Regions from separate parts of the Mus musculus genome. Here region 2 is linked to region 1. Evidence: chromatin loops called from intact Hi-C (ENCODE). Cell type or tissue: left cerebral cortex. All regions are shown on one strand. Links, peaks and the distances in the headings refer to the core of each region. The heading gives the core; the rest is flanking DNA.

The links. Hi-C counts contacts between places; a loop is a spot of excess contacts. Peaks named below come from ENCODE experiments on the same cell type or tissue, not always from the same donor. Only the 100,000 strongest peaks of a DNase experiment are listed, where the experiment ranks them.
Region 2: a loop joins it to region 1, with 2.5 times the contacts of the local background. A loop is called at or near these places in 2 of 42 quality-filtered maps.

The regions. Positions count from the first base shown.
Region 1 is chr7:69,228,830-69,237,172 of GRCm38, forward strand. No RefSeq gene overlaps it. Among named protein-coding and RNA genes, the nearest start is that of Gm34838, 170 kb to the right of the region's middle. In left cerebral cortex, for the core only: no CTCF peak of the experiment used is centred there; DNase peaks (open chromatin) are centred at 4,673 and 5,122; H3K27ac peaks cover 1,427 bases.
Region 2 is chr7:69,170,280-69,178,622 of GRCm38, forward strand. No RefSeq gene overlaps it. Among named protein-coding and RNA genes, the nearest start is that of Gm39029, 110 kb to the left of the region's middle. In left cerebral cortex, for the core only: no CTCF peak of the experiment used is centred there; DNase peaks (open chromatin) are centred at 4,276, 4,953 and 5,979.

The DNA of each region.
Region 1 (8,343 bases), core at 199-8,198:
TCTTTTGTTAGCATACAGAGTACTTTCTAATACCATGAATACTTGTCTGTAGTGTTGAAGGCTCAGCGTAGGACCTTGACTTCTTCCTGTTCATTGAGTTGTGTAAGTGTTGTCTACAGCAAGAGAGCCTTGCTGTCAGTTTGTGGAGCTCAACTAATGGTGTTGGCAACAGCCTGGCTTGTTTGCAGGTAACTAAAAGCCAAAGTAAATAAGGGAGATTATCGGTGTTGGGATAGAGAATGGGATGGTAGGATGGTTAGTTTTAATTGCCAACGTGGCATAAGAAGATCACCTTGAAAGAGAGACAATGAGAAATTACTGAGATCATATTGGCTTATAAGCTTGGATATAAGGGATTGTCTTGATTGTCAATTGATGTGTGAATAAATAGCCCACTCTGGGAGGCACCATTCTCTACACGGAGGTTCCTGGACTATATTCAAATAAAGAAAACTAGCAACAGGTGCCAGCGAATAACTTGTTTTTCTCTAATCTTGACTGTGTATATGGTATGGCAAGCTGTTTAAGGGTCCTGCTTCTATGATTTCTCTCCAATGATTAGCTAAAACCTGGAATTGTTAGCAAAACAAATATTCTCTTTTTAAATATGCTTTTGTCAAGATATTTTATCACTACAGAAATTAAACTAAAACAGATGGTCATTAATGTTTTAAAGTGTGGTCACAAAAGTTCTCATATTTCTTTTGAGTAGAATCTGGGGAAAAATAAGTAAGAAAAAGGGCTGTAAAGATATGAGATAGAGTAATGTAAAATATGCCAGACAGAAGTGAATCTAATATGGTTAGGAATCTAGTTCAGGGAAGTTAGCAGAGACAAAGGTTTGAAACTAGAAAATGAAGTCAGTGAAGAAGTGTGAATCAGCTAACCTGAAATCCTGGAGAAAATGTCTGTATAGATCTGGGTCTTTGCTTTGGGTGATGGGAAGCCTGTTTGGAAAGCACCAAGATGATAAGTGATAGGAATTAACTAGTGATCTTTAGAAAGGAACACAACAATATCAGCCCAGAGTAAGACAGAAAGAATGCTGGCTAGCTTTGACTCTTCCTATCTTTCTTTCTTTCTTTCTTTCTTTCTTTCTTTCTTTCTTTCTTTCTTTCTTTCTTTCTTTCTTTCTTTCTTTCTTCCTTCCTTTCTTTCTTTCTTTCTTTCTTTTTGTCAGAACCTGAGCAAGGAATTATTTGAGACTTGCTCTTTGATAGTAGCAGTGGAGGTACTGGAAGTAATATAATTCTGAAAAATGTTGATAGTTGTTAGTAGTGTTAAAGAAGTGTATTAGTCAGGGTTCTCTAGAGTCACAGAACTTATGGACAGTCTCTAGATAGTAAAGGAATTTATTGATGACTTACAGTCGGCAGCCCAATTCCCAACAATGGTTCAGTCGCAGCTGTGAATGGAAGTCCAAGGATCTAGCAGTTACTCAGTCTCACGCAGCAAGCAGGTGAAGGAGCAAGAGCTAGACTCCCTTCTTCCAATGTCCTTATATTGTCTCCAGCAGAAGGTGTAGCCCAGATTAAAGGTGTGTTCCTTAAACTCGGAGATTCAATCTTCTGGAATCCATAGCCACTATGGCTCAAGATCTCCAAACCAAGATCCAGATAAGGATCTCCAAGCCTCCAGATAAGGGTCACTGGTGAGCCTTCCAATTCCGGATTGTAGTTCATTCCAAATATAGTCAAGTTGACAACCAGGAATAGCCACTACAATCCACCCCTTGTCAACAAATGAATGAATGAATAAAGGACTAAATAAATGCATTGAGAGAGAGGAGGGGAAGAAAGATTGAGACTCACCAACAAAGCTAACAGCACAAAGATCATTAATCCCTTTAGTAACTCATATTTGTTTGTTTGTTTGTTCGTTTTTTCTTTAATGTAATTTTCCAGGGATCTGGGAATGGAAGCCTGCATTTAAAATGCCACCATCAGAAATAGGACTTCTAAGAACTTATTCTATAAAGCAGAGAATGGCAATATGGACCTTATACATGAAACTTTATCAGAAGATAACCAGATGTGCAACATTCATCATTTCTTTGGTGCTCCATTGGGAGACATAAATAGGAACAACAGAGATCGTATGGCCATCATATTTTGAAGTTGTCATTTACATTCCACCTTTAGAAAACAATTGCCAAACCCCACTCTAGAAAATGGAGGAGAGATTGGATAATGTCTAGAGGGTGACTTGGCAGCAAGAAAGACTAATTTTTATGATAGAAGATATTGCAAATTAAAATAAGGGGGATTTTTCCTGAGGAAGAAATAATGAATACTACTTCACAGTGAGAGGTCAGTCCTAACACATTTCATTTAATCTGGCCTTTCAAGAGGGTCTAGACTCTAGGTGACCATAGAAGAATGAACATAAAGTAAGGGAGGATATAGAAGTTCAGATGCAAGCACATGGGTATTATAGTCATAGTCACTACCATCTGATTGTTTGAACTGCTTTTATACATGAGAGAAACAAGATCACCAGTAGAATGCACTTGATGTTCCACCTTACAGAGCCAAATGAATGGAAAATAGTCATGATGAGAGCAGAAGATGGCAGGCAGTACCAGGTCTTACATTTTAAAATTATTCCCTGTGTAGAACAGCTAGGGTACAGGCTCTGATGTGATCATAGAGTTTTATCAGACTTGGTTTGGATTTTTCATAATAACTCTGACAGGAGAAAGAGGACCAACAACTAAAAATTTCATATGAAAGAGTCTAGGTTCTGTAGCCCTCAAATGTGGCTGAAAATCTTCCCAGGGAACTCACTGAAATACAGTTTCTTGTGGTTCATCTTCACAACTTGTGAGTTCTAAGAAATGTATTCCATGGGTTCTAACTTCTAATAATCTCCTCGGTAATCCTAAAACAGGTTCTCGCCCGTCCTAACGCTGGTTACCTGTAATTCATGCTGTGGTGATCTTCAACCGTAAAACTATTTTTGTTGCTTCTTCATAACTGTGTTTTTACTTTTGCTATGAATCTTAACCTAAATATTTGTTTTTTTTCTGATAGTCTTAAGCAAACCCTGTGAAAGGGTCATTCAAATCTCAAATATGTTAGAACCCATAGTTTAAGAACATCTGTCCTAAAACTATTAGTAAGAAAGGCTTATTTGCAAAAATATCACTGCCAATCAAGTCTGGTTATATAAGGAAATTAAGAAGTGCAGTGTGATGGACCTTGGAAGGGAGAAAGAATGATGTGATATAAGATCCATGAGGTATGAGAAGAAGAATGAGAAATAAGGCTTAGAGGTAATCTAGATGAACATATGGATGCGGTATAAAATGTTGGTATGATAGGTTCTACTGTATTTCCACACCAATGGGAGACTAAGTTAGATAGTGTAAAATGAGGTCTCTGGAAGTGAAATTCTAAAGGAAGAATGAATCTTGGTTTTATTAATATGCCCCAATATTATTGAGTATGGAGACACAGGAACTACCTATAATTTGATTGTACTAGAGATGTATAAATTGACAGTGATCAGTTAGGCATAAAGAGTCTACCCATACTACCACCAGGCTAATTACCAGATGCAAGAGAGGTGCAGAAGTGAATATAGCTGACACATAAAAGGACAATGAAAAAGGATTCTTACAAGGTGAGCTTCTTGAAGGTGGAGTAGAAATGTGTGTGTGTGTGTGTGTGTGTGTGTGTGTGTGTGTGTGTGTGTGTGTGTGTTTGTGAAAGGAATTTTGTTAAGGATGAATTAGAAGGGGCTCATAGAAAGGGTAGGGAGTGTAAAAATAGGTGGATGCTTTCATTGAGTTGGATAATGTAATGTGCTTAAATTTCTTAATAATACAAGGAAGAACAGAAGGCCTAGAGGACTCTTCTCTTTTCTGTGTCAATGGCAATTATTTTTGTGTTGAGAAAGGTCATGTAGGGTATGTGACTCTGTATGATACTTGGTATGCTTAATCCCTTCCTTCTCACTCAATAAACCACAGGCTCCTGCCATATCTCTGTCTTGTCTCCATTTATTGTGGAGCACACTGTTCCTAGTGTCAAGTATTGTTCTACAGGCAGGAAGTATAGGTGTACATCAGATGGCTATATTCTCTCTCCTTATAAAATTTATATACACTGATGTACTACATTATCAGTAATCCATAAATAATCCAAATAGTAACAATGTCCATGGTCAAAATCATATTGTGAAAATTGCAATAGAATGGATAATGATTTGGGAAGAGAACTCCTGTCTTGGAAACTGACATTTAATGGGAAAAACGGGATTCAGGAAGAAAGAACTGAGTGGATGGTATTGAGGTTACACCTGAAGAAGAAATACTCAGAACAAAGTGCATGCTGTAGTCAAATGGGTCTGGTTATAGACCAAGAAGGAGGTCAGAATGCTAGGATAATGTGCATGGTGATGTAAGCAATATGAAGGTAGAAATGGACAAGGCCAGCCAGGCATACTGCTCTCAGAAGACAGAAAATGAATGAAATGAACTTACTCTTTATTTCAACAGGCTTCCTAGGTAATATGTGAAACTATCTCCTTGGAATGAAACAAAATAGAGTTGAATTTTGTGAATACTGCAATTTAAGCAGATGTGTCCTAGTTTTTCTAGTGATGGGAGTGGATGTTCCCATGGAGAGGCCAGTCTCGCTAAAATCAGTTCAGGAGCATGTGGTACCCACAGCTGTGAGTCACATTGTCATGCTGCATCCAGTTCACGAGGCTGTGACTCATCAAAGTTTCACTTTCTGCTTTCTAAAAAATATTCCTTCTGTAATTAGATTTTTTTTTATCTGTCTAGTCTGAGTCTGATAAGAGCCTCTTTTAATGTGGCAGATTCTAAGAGCAGTGTTTGCTTTCACATAAACCAGAGTCTTCGCTAGTTAAGACTTTTTTTTGTTGACTTTCACATCTATTACATGGAGTTTCACCTACGTATAATATTCCTAACAGCCAAACTCATTTTTTTTTAAATACAGAGCATAACCTATTTGCTGCCTCTAGGTCAAATAATTTAACTTAACAAGTAATAGGCAGTGCACCTTTGACTGTTGGAGATACAAACTTTTAAATTAGTTTCCAGAGCCCTGCTCAGAGTAGTGAGTGCTGAAGGTGGCGCTTGAATACGTCCTAACTTTCCCCCCACGCCACAATTTCCATTTTCTAAAAATTTGGTTTCAGGTTTAAATGTCAAGAAAGGCAAAGAATATAGCTATGAGTAATGACTTCAGTGTTTTAAAGAATGGAACACAATGTCTGCCTGCTACTTACCCAGAATCAGAAAAAAGTGATAGTTGTTTGCCTCTTTCCCACAATAATTTAAGTTTAATAAATATAATTTTATTATGTATTTATCATTTGTGTTTTCTGGCATTATCTCATGTGGAATATTGAAACATAAAGGTCAGTGAGGCTCAGGAGTTAAGACAGATTAACACTCCTGTAGAAGACCTGAGTTTCGTTCCTAGTATCCATCTCAGGCAACTCATTACCATTTGTATCCCCATTGGGATCCAGTGCCTGTGTATTCAACAGTCTCCTGTGCTCACATTCATATATCCACACACAGACACACACACATATGTCATATGTATTGTTAAAAATAACAAAAAACATACTAACTATTATGTTTATAAATATAGGAGATAAAACCCTTAAGGAAGCTGTGTAAAGACTGATATCAATATGAAAATGTATTAAAAAAACTCTATAAGAAAAATATAATTGCTGTTAAAGTAACAGAGTTTATATCAGCAAAAGAAACTTTAAGATGAAATTTGGTATTTGTCTCTAAAAATAAATCATTTGCTCAGGAAAGTTCAGTTATGGCTTCTGATAAGACCATGAAATATTTCCTTTGGTTTCTTCTCAAGAAGATTCCTATATAACAGCAATCCACATTTAAGCCTTTCCAAAAAGGACACCTTGCAAGGACAAATATTGTGCCCTGGTTTGCTTTCAATCATTAGTGTTTTTAAGGTTAGTAGCCATCAAGGAGCCCGAAGACAAGGCTATTTTCCAAAGAGAAAAACAAAGTCCTTTGCTTACCTGCACCTATCAAATGAATGGGACCAGAAGCAAAGGACTCTGAGATCAGCTCCCCCATGACGCCTTTGTGAGCAACCCCTTTGAGACTCCAAAGGCTAGTGATGGCTTTGGCATCTCAGATTTCTCTTTAAGCTATTTTTATTTCACTCATTTCCATCCATCAGGAAAGTTTTCCATGATCTCTGAAGTTTGACTATCATTTCTAGACATTTATCACACTTTTAAAATTATGTAGTTTAGCTTCTATAGTGAATGCCTATCCATTTACATCCATAGTGACCCTACTTCTGTTGAATGAGCCCTGATAATTACAATTCATTAAAGTTGACTATATGTACAGAATCTTAAAGATTGAATGGTTTCTTTGGAATGAGTAGAGATAATGGTATTAGAGAAATTACTGGTACTAATGAATGTGACACTGATAGTCTGTGGTGTGAAGTGGCAAATTATTAGATTAGTATTTATAATCATCTGGAATTAAAGATTCAGAAGAGCAAATACTTTTGGCAAATGTCTGACACAGTGTTTGGGAAAAAAGAGGAATAATGACTATATAGTACCTTGAATATTTTAGGGGGAAACATACGACTTCATTAAAGAAAGTAAGTACAAAGTTCTAAATTCCTGACTGGAATTTTGGCCATGGTAGTATATGCTTGTAATTGCAAAGGTTGGGTGGGTGAGATTGGAGGAGAAAGAGTTCAAGTTCAACTCATTCGACATGGAAAGTTTGAGGCAAACCTGGGTTACACGGCCAGAAAACGCTAGAGAGGGAAGATTTCTGATGTGAATGATTCTTTGAGACCAGAGTTAGGAGTAGGAAATACTGCTGTAGAACTAAGCACTTAAAGATGGGCTATTTGAATGACAGAGACCATAAAGGGACTATGAAACACAAGCAACAAGAGAGTGCTGCAACGTGCAACCTAATGAAAACAGACATCAGAATGTTTTGACTCTCAGAAAACATTGGTTTTCACTAAATTGCCATGGCGTGTCTAGAACAGAAGTGAATGAAGGCCTTCAGTAGTATTCCATATTGGCATACCCAGTAAAGCCTTAGGCTTGTTAGCAGTACAACTGAAATCACCTTCTTTAAGGACTGTAGTTCCTCAATTACTTTAAGTAGATCAGCAATCCAACCCAAAGAGGAAGGAACCTTGAGCTATATCAGCAATTTTTGATAATATTGTGTCTTATGGTCTCATAAGAGACAAATACCTACTGAACAGATGGATTGTGCACAGAGGTGGGGGGAAGCATTTCCAGGGATTAGTTGATACTGGTTCTGATGCTATTAGTTGTAGAATGGCCCCTCCTTACCCCACCCCACCCCCACATTATTCTTTTAGACATTTAAGGGTTTATAGATGCAAAGCAGTTAATTAGTGGAAATAATTTTCAGGTTAATCTGAAATTATTAACTAGGTCTTTCAATTTGGCCTATGGCAATGAGGTTTAATTTTAAGCACTTTGATAATAACACTCTAGTGCTAAAGACATCACATACTTGAATTTCAGAACACGGAGAAATCACACTGCTACTGATGTGGAGGCCTTATTCTTCCTGGCTAGCTTTCACAATGCTGGAAGATTCTATTCAGGCTACATGGAGACAAAAGTAATCAAGTCTCATCTGGTTGCGAAACCTGTGAGGTACAATAAAGGCTGACATGATAAAAATATGTCCACAGGTGCAGCAGTGGCACAAGTGTTGTTGAGGTAACTAACCACTTCCTGACTGGACTTATACACTCCAACAGGAAAACTCATTCCTGGAACTAACTGGGATAAAAATCTGCATAGGGCCACCAAAGAGAATCTGATGCTATTCTGATAAATATAAAATGTAATAAACTCTCTTCTAACATCCTATCTTTACACTCATAAATAAGTACATCTCTAATCCTCCTCAGGGAAACTTCCTTTTTTTTTCTTTTTTTATTAGATATTTTCTTTATTTACATTTCAAATGTTATCCCCTTTCCTAGTTTCCCCTCCAAAAATCCCCTATCCCCTCCCCCTGCTCCCCAACCCACCCACTCCCATTTCTGGTCCTGGCATTTCCCTATACGGGGGCATAGAGCCTTCACAGGACCAAGGGCCTCTCCTCCCATTGATGACCTACTAGGCCATCCTCTGCTACATATATAGCTAGAGCCACAAGTTCCACCATATGTTTTCTTTGATTGGTGATTCTTCTTGGTATAGGTCCAAGAAGCTCTTGGGGTACTGGTTAGTTCATATCGATGTTCCTTCTATGGTGCTTCAATCCCCTTCAGCTCCCTGGGTATTTCTCTG
Region 2 (8,343 bases), core at 244-8,243, 59 kb before region 1:
AACAAGCAGTGCAGGTAGGGTAGGATATCCTTGTAAATTGAGCATGAGGAAGTGGTGGAAGAGAGATGATGCCAACCATTGATGTTCTCATTCTGTTTTGTTGCCCCCAAATGGGCACCCTACTTAATACAATGCAAAAATGCATGGCAAAGTCACTGTCATCCTAGTATCATTTGTAAAATCATTGCGAAAAGAAAAAAAAAAGGCCAATTAAAAATACTTAGGTATATACTTGGTCCTTAATCATCATGAGGTTAAATCTTATACTCTTACTGAAATTTGCAAACATCTGGAATGGAAAGCATGGAGCATGGAACTGACCTTGCAAACATTAGGACTCCACAGAGCAGTGCCCAGTGAACCATCTACTGCTGCTTCTCATTGTCCTGCAGCTGACCGGGAACTGCAGCTCATCACTGCTAGCCAGAACTGCCAAAGAACAGCACACCACATACTGCCACCCCTGGAAAGAAGCCAAATTCCAATGTATAGGAGGGTTTTCAGTGAGTACATATTGCTTCCATTCCAGTGCATGAAAACCTCTAAGTGGAACCATTGTAAATCAAGAGCAACCTCTGTGAATCTTAAAGATGATCACTTCTCTAGGTTTAAATACTTGTTCATCCACTGCCTAGCCATGTTATTTTGAGCATGTAGTTTGCTCAAGGAGTGTTATCTATGCTATGTAACTAATGGAGCTATAGGATAAAATAAGCAAAATGTAAAACTGTCCTGGGAATATGGATGAATTACGGTAGAGCATTTGCCAAAAAAGCCTGGGTTTGATCCCCAAACTAACAACTCATTAACTAATTAGCTAACTAACTAAACTAGTTAACTAACTAAACAAACAAATAGAATGGAAATGTAACATTGATACACATCTTGTTTTAATTTTCTATCTATTGTTATCATTGAGAAGAAACTGAAATGTCATGTGGGAAGATGAATGCAAAACCGGAAAATATGATATTGGCCCCTCTTCTGTGAAGACCAAGGGAGGCACAGGATGCCTGAAGTCTGACATGAAAACTTCGAGGAACGAAGTGGGCTCCGTCACAAGTTGCCTGTTTTGTAAGGCAATGATTCTCAATCTCCTTTTCCGTGGCCTCTAACCTGAGCCCAGCTGCCCTTATTTCCCCTGTTGAAATCTCTCCCAGATATGATTTCTGTGCAGGTGAGTCATTTAAAGGAGAACTAGTCCACATTCCACAAAGAATCTTTCATTCTAAAACAAAAAATGTGAAATAGCCAAAGGCCGGGGCTGCTGTCCCCAGCTGTCATGAGCTGAAGCCACATGTGGCGTAAGATTTCAAGTCAAGCTTCCAGCAGGTACCAGAGGCAATTAAGTTTTCTTGCCCCTCGTGTTGGAGTCGTTCCAATTTGTCTGCAGAAGTGCGCGAGATGACCTCAACGCACCTCTGCTTTTCACTTGAATTTATTTATTTCTTGAGTGACAGGATGCTGTTTTTTAGGCAGAGAACTTTCATTTAATAATTCAGCAATTAGATGCACCGCTGTCAGCTGCAAAGCCCCTAACAGCTTTTCAATGACAACATATGGGAGGCTTTCATGGACTTCCAAGGTCCTTCTCAGATGTCCTGAGCAGGAAGGACAGAGGAGCAGGAGGGCGTCCTCACTCAGGTGTGTTGTTCAAACCCAGATGCGAAGGCGGCTGAGGGTTCAAGTCCAATGCCTCCATTTCCTCTCTTTCACACCATATCACTGACAAGGGTCCAGGCCTGGTCCAAGAAAGTTAGAAATGGTAAAATTAAAATACTCCATCACTGGTATACTCCATTCTGCCAGAAATGTGAGCCTAAGGTTCACTGATGAACACCGCCTTGCAGGGGATGAGGGAAGGTGTTTCAATATGCCTTTGTGTGGATTCTGCATGCATGAAGGTATCTGCTTTGTTTGCAACCTCAAAAACAAAACAAAACAAAACAAAACCCCCAAACCAAACTAACCAACCCAAACAACAACATCCACAACAACAACAACAACAAAAACTTTGCCAGTAATTTATTTTTTCCCTAAAAGGGGGGGGGGACCTTCTAAAAAAAACAAAAGAGAGGAGAAAGATACTAACAGCAGCATACTAATTAGCCAAGACACCCCAGCTACTCTGCATTAGCAGAAGTGGGCACATTATGTTGTATGTCTTTGTTCACCGGCAAGGACTTGCAGTAGCCAAATAATTCACTCTCAGGTCTGCTTTAGCTAGAAGACATGAGGTTTTAGAAACTATAAAAGATCATTTAGAGCAGTAACAAATTACTGCTTTTAATAAAATGCTTTTCCTCCAACTGAATAGAAAACCGTAAAAATAGTCTAGAGAGAAATAGTCTATAGAACACTTTTTACTTTGAGAAAAATAATACCGAGAAAATGATAGCTGTGTAGAAGACCCCTGTAAAGAAGGATAAAGAGCGCCCCCTCTGGCATCTCTTTCTAGCTGCCCTATTTACCTAGCTCCTCATTGCATTAAAGTCTCTGCAGCAAGATCCCCTCATTCCAGTCTTACTGCTCAATGCTGACTTGTAAAATAATAAATTTGCCTTTAGTTCTCCTTTCTATGCGGTTCATAAAATGGTCCTGTGAACCAGTTTCCAAGACTGTATGTAGAGGGCTTCTCAGAGTCCTTTCCACCCAGGCAGATTCCTGGCCACATCAGTTGACTTCCTTACAAGCACTGCTCAGGGTTTGTGTCCACGAATCAGTAGTTTTCTAGGTAGTAAGAATCTATATTGAAAAGTATCTCCTTTAAACTAGCCACAACCATAAAGTCATTTGTTGTTAGCTTTAGTCTTCCTTTCATCCTCAGGTTTGAGGATGGATTTATCTGCTAAAGTCCGAGTCTGGGTGTCAATTTACATGTTCCATTTCTTCAAAGCAATCTGACCTATGGTATCCATGGTAATTCTATTATACTGACCCTGACATCTAATATCTCATTTTTCCTGATCTATAGCAAGGTAGTGGGCATGTCCTCTTTATTCCCTGCCCTATTGTAGGGTCCATTTTCTGTTCTTTTCTGCTTCAATAACCAAGTCCAAACTGAGATAGTTAGAACATGATGACTAAAGGCATTAAGTATGCAAGGCTTGGAAGACTTTTCCTATTGAAGAAAATGTGTGATACATTTACATAATGGAGTATTACTCAGGTGTTAAAAACTAGAAAGAAAAATCATTCTCATTCCTGTAAGAGGTAACCCAGACCCAGAAAGACAAAGGTGGTATGTATTCACCCATAAGTAGACAATAGCTTTTAAATAAAGACTAATCATATTCACAGACCCAAAGAGGCTGAGTAATAGGGAGAGCTCAAAGTGGGGCACAAGTATCTCTCTGGTAAGAAGAAATAGAATGAGTTTTGCTTTGCAGGTAGACTGGGAGTGGGTAGTGAAGAGAACAAAAAGGACCCATGGGAGATGGGAGGGTGGAGGGAGAGAGTGCAGGGAGAATCATCTGGGATGGGAGGTATTTAGGGGACAATGTAGAAACCTAGTGCTTCAGAAACTTCCTGGAATCTATGAGAGTGGCCCTAGTGAAGTGTCCTAGTAATTGTAATCAAACAAGGTTTCCAGCAGTGAGACTGAGAGACCAATCCATCCTTTGACCTACAGTCTCTCCTTCCTGTGAGATGTGCTGAGGGTAATGGTGGTGCAGAATGTATGGGAATGACCAGCCAATGATTGATCCAAATTGAAATCCACATCATGAGAGGAAGTCATGGCTGACACTGCCTAGATTGCAAGGAATCAGAGACTGAGGACAGAACCAAACATGACTGGGAAAAAAAAAAAGTTCAGTGCAATGCTTCCTAATGTTTACTCTGCTAATAACAAATTGGTGCCGAGCACAACTGCCATCAGAAGTATTATCCCACAACTAATGGGCACAGATGCAGGGACCCACAGCCAAACATTAGGCAGATACAGGGGAACCCTACAGAAGATGGAGAGGAAAGCTCATAGGAGCCAGAGGGTAGAGAACACCAGGAAAACAGGGTCTACAGAATCAGCTAATCAGTTCTTATAGGGGATCACAGAGCCTGAAGCAACATTCACAGGCTCGCCATGGGCCTGAGCTAAGAACTCTGCACATACCTTATGGTTGTGTAGCTTGGTGTTCTTGTGGGACTCCCAAAAGTGGGAGTGGGGGTGTTTCTGACTCTTTTGTCTGACTTTCAGACCCTTTCCCTGCTACTTGGTTGCTTCATCCAACCTTGATATGAGGGTTTGTGCCTAGACATACGGAAACGTGTTATGCCTCAGGCAGTTGGTATGACTGGGAGGCCTGCTCTTTTGCAGCAGGGAAAAGGAGGAGGAATGAGTGGACCTGGGGGCGGGGACGGAGGGAAAGCTGCAGTTGAGATATAATGCATGAGAGAAGAATTAAGAAGCAAAGACTGCACAGAACACATTATGACTTTGGTGCCCTTTTAGGATATCATTAACCCTGACGTAGAACACTAACATAAAGAAATAAAAATTCATGTTTGGGCATAATAACTGAGAGGCCAATAACACTCGAGTTGGAAAATTGGGAGGCAATGTAGATGGATGTGCTTTATGTTGGTATTGTCTAAACTCTAACCCCACAGCTCCTGACAGGAGCCAGGTATGCTCCTCCCCACAGTTACCTGCAACAGTCAGGTAGGCCTCGCCCACTATAAAAGGGCTGCTTGGCCCTTCCTCTTTCTCTTACTCTCTTGTCTCCCTTACTCTTGCTTCCTGCTTGCCCCTTCTCTCCCCATTCCCTTCCTCCCCTCTCTTCATGGCAGCTTCCACTTCTCTTCACTCTCCTTTCTCTGACTTTCTTTGCCTATATTACTCTGTTAACTTCCCTCCCCATGCCTTAAATAAACTCTGTTCTATACTATACAGTGACTGGTCTCTTGGGGGAAGGGATGTCTCAGCGTGGGCCCGCTGAGACACACCCTTCCCCCACACTCTGTCAGAACGTATTCTTATAGTTCTTTCTTTTTGTGATCACAACACATTATATAAACTTTCCTTTTTTAGAGGTGCTCAGCTCATCTATACAGTTCAGCGTCTTATCATCATACTATAGCTAAAGCAGTAGATAGTCAAAGACTATTCATAATGGAAAAACATATGAATAAACAAACATTTGCAAATTGCAAACATTTTCTAAGCTTATTCTGTTCATCCTATTCTGTCTCTGAAACTATATTCTAGCCACATAGAACCCTGTTTCCCAGAACAGGTTGTGGAATCCAATTGGAAATACCCAAGGCTCTTCCTAAATTTCCCATTGGCAATAGTATTCTTTTGCTGGCAATTTTAAGTTGTAAACAAGATCAATGAAACGGCCATTTGTTGAAATATCTGAAATTACTATATTTGCTGATCTCCCAGACTCTAGAAGTATCTTTGAAGATATTGGATCACCATCCCCAAGATCTCAAAGATATTCCAATCCCTAGATCTAGGTTTGTAAATTACTATAAGTTCCTCGCAAATTTGGAAAGCATTTTGGGTCTGTTTAGCGGGACGGTTTTTAGGTTTCAGAGGATAGTAAACTTCTGTGATCAGACCACCAAGCTTCACTAGGGACATGTAGAAAGACATTTTTGGAATTTAGAAATCTTTTATGGAGTTCAACAAAGCTAGGCTTTTAAGACCATGGACATTTTTGAAAAAGCTAGTTTGAAATTCATGCTGAGCAATGGGTTCTTTGTTCTAGATGGCAAGTACCATGCTCCCAAGACAATTAACACCATTGATTCAATGGTGAGAAAAGTCAGGGCAAAATGACTGACAGGAAGGGAAGCACATTGTTTTCAATATCAGCTCCCTGCCCCACAGGCTCCCCCTGCCAGACCTTTGCACCTGTGAAAGGCACATTTGTTCCCAGGGATGCCCTCCCTGGCCCTTCTCCCAGGAAGTGGGCAGGCAGGGTGGGTGTCAGTTTTCTGTGTCTAGTTGCTCCAGGGAAAGAGTTTGCCCTCCCTTTGAGATCACCCTGAGCTGTATCTAGGTTAGACAGATACCTATCTTTAGTGCAGTAGAAAAATAGGTTCTGCCACATTTCAGTGCTTGCACCACCCAAGGAAACAGAAATAGCAGAGCAGGAATCTTGCTGTGGTGTGTGGTACCTATAAGCCCTGTTCTTGGAAGGCTGGGGCAGAGGATTGCCATGAGTTTGAGGCTAGCCTGGACTATAGGGTGAAATCAGTTTTTCATAACACACACACACACACACACACACACACACACACACACCTACCCCTATCACCACCAACCAACTAACCAGCCAACCAAGACCTAAATGATCATCAACAGAGAACAGCAAAATCCCCTATTATTTAGAGAAATATGGTTCCCACTATACATAGGTTGTGTACCTATGTACACCACTTTACTTGTAAGAAATTCAACACCCGTTTTTGTTCATGATGACTGTAATTAGAAAGGTAGGGTAAGATTTGCAAAGAGAAAGAGCAACAGAAGTATATTGCTTCTTCCCTCTCCCACCTCACCTTTTCAGAGAAGTGTAGGTAAAAACAACTGAAGAGAGAAAACATTGATCTTAGTACTAGTGCTCCATTTAGAAGGGACGTGGTGAACATGTCCTTCCTAAAGTCATTACAAACAAAAATCAGACTGCATTATGTGTTGAAATAGTAAAATATTACAGATTCCCAGAGACGATTGTCCATCTCTATGCTCCCCCCCACACACAAATGTACAAAATATAGAAGTGAAATTTGGCATCTGTTAAACATAAAAGTTACAACAAGGTAGGTACACTTTATAGATTTCTCACTAAAAATAAATAATATTAGATGCTCAAAATATCTAAGGCAGGTAACCATGATTAAAAAATACAAAAATAAGTTATTTTAAGCATTTTTGTTCAAAAGAATTATAATAAAGAATAATAAGTGTGAACTAGACAGTTCAGATACTATTTTAGTTATATTTTCTGTGCATTCACAGATCTAATAATTTCAGGGCTTTACATTGCACAAGAGACAAAGTACAACAGAGCAACTTAGTTATCAAAATCAAAATGTCCTTCTCTGTGAGCGTAAGGAGTAGCAGCTGGAGTGTAGCTCAGCTTGATTTGAAAGGAGGCAGCAGTAAGTTCTCCTGTAAGACCCAGGACCATGGATATTTGGGATTCATTCTGCAGCAGAGACTATTATAGAATCCATAAGTGAATACAACACAGAGAACAACACTATTGTTGTATCTACAACACAATCTCTAAGTTAAGGGAAAACTAGGGAAAAGGGTATGGGAAAGTTAAAAGATGGGAAAGATAAGGGGGTCTCTTTGGAGAGTGTGTTTTCTATACTTATGAGGAAATCCATACCCATGAAACCTCAAAAATCTGGTCACTTATATACAATCTGGATATTAATAATGGCAGCTGATATGCCAACATGGATGGAAGAAATCTCATACAAGGTTCCACCTTAGATGAAGGGTTGGAGAAACTTAATGGCTGCTGAAAGAGGGAATGATTGTCACTGAACACAAATAAATAAGAGTAACACTCAGCAGCCTGAAGTTATTTATGCATACTTACCAATAATGATTAAAGAACACGTCATGAATTTGGGAGGGTTTGGAAGGCATAGAAAGAGTTGGAGGGGGAGAGGGAGGGGTAGAAATGATGTAAAGACAGTATTTGAGCATGAAATTAAAAACAAAGTCCTCACCTCTAAACCCGTCATTTTTACCTAAAGTACATATGGAATGAGGGGTTTGGAAGCACTTACAAAATCTGCTTTCCTCACTTGTTCCTGTCTCTTACATCTCCTCACACTCTTCATGCTCCTCACGCTCCTCTTCCCTCTCTCATTCTCACCCAGAGTCTCTGTCTTCCCTGTCTTGACCCTTTGTCTTCTACTCTGCACAGTTCCTTTTGTGATCTCAGTCCCTTCATGGAGGGTGACCACTATCATCATCATGATCTCCCATCCCCCATTCTTTGAGACTCTTGGTTCTTTATTCTTAATAACCTCTAGGTATAAAAGTTCAGAAAAGTGGTCCCTGATAGTGCTCTGTGTCTTTTCTATCCTGGTGTAAAATCAGTCATTCTACAATGCTTAGGATCCAGTAGACTCAAGAGAGTTGGGAAATGAGGAGGAAGGAAATAGCAAAGGAAGGATGGAACAAGTTACAAGGAGAATTTGGTTAATTCATGAATTTTTTTCTCTACATATCTTTGTAAGTAACTCTAACAAAATTAACTTTATAAAGTGACATTTTAACCTGTATATTGCTATATACAGTAACTTAATATTAACAAAGTTTGTTAATATTACTAGAAACAAAATGTTTCATGACCACAGGAATAC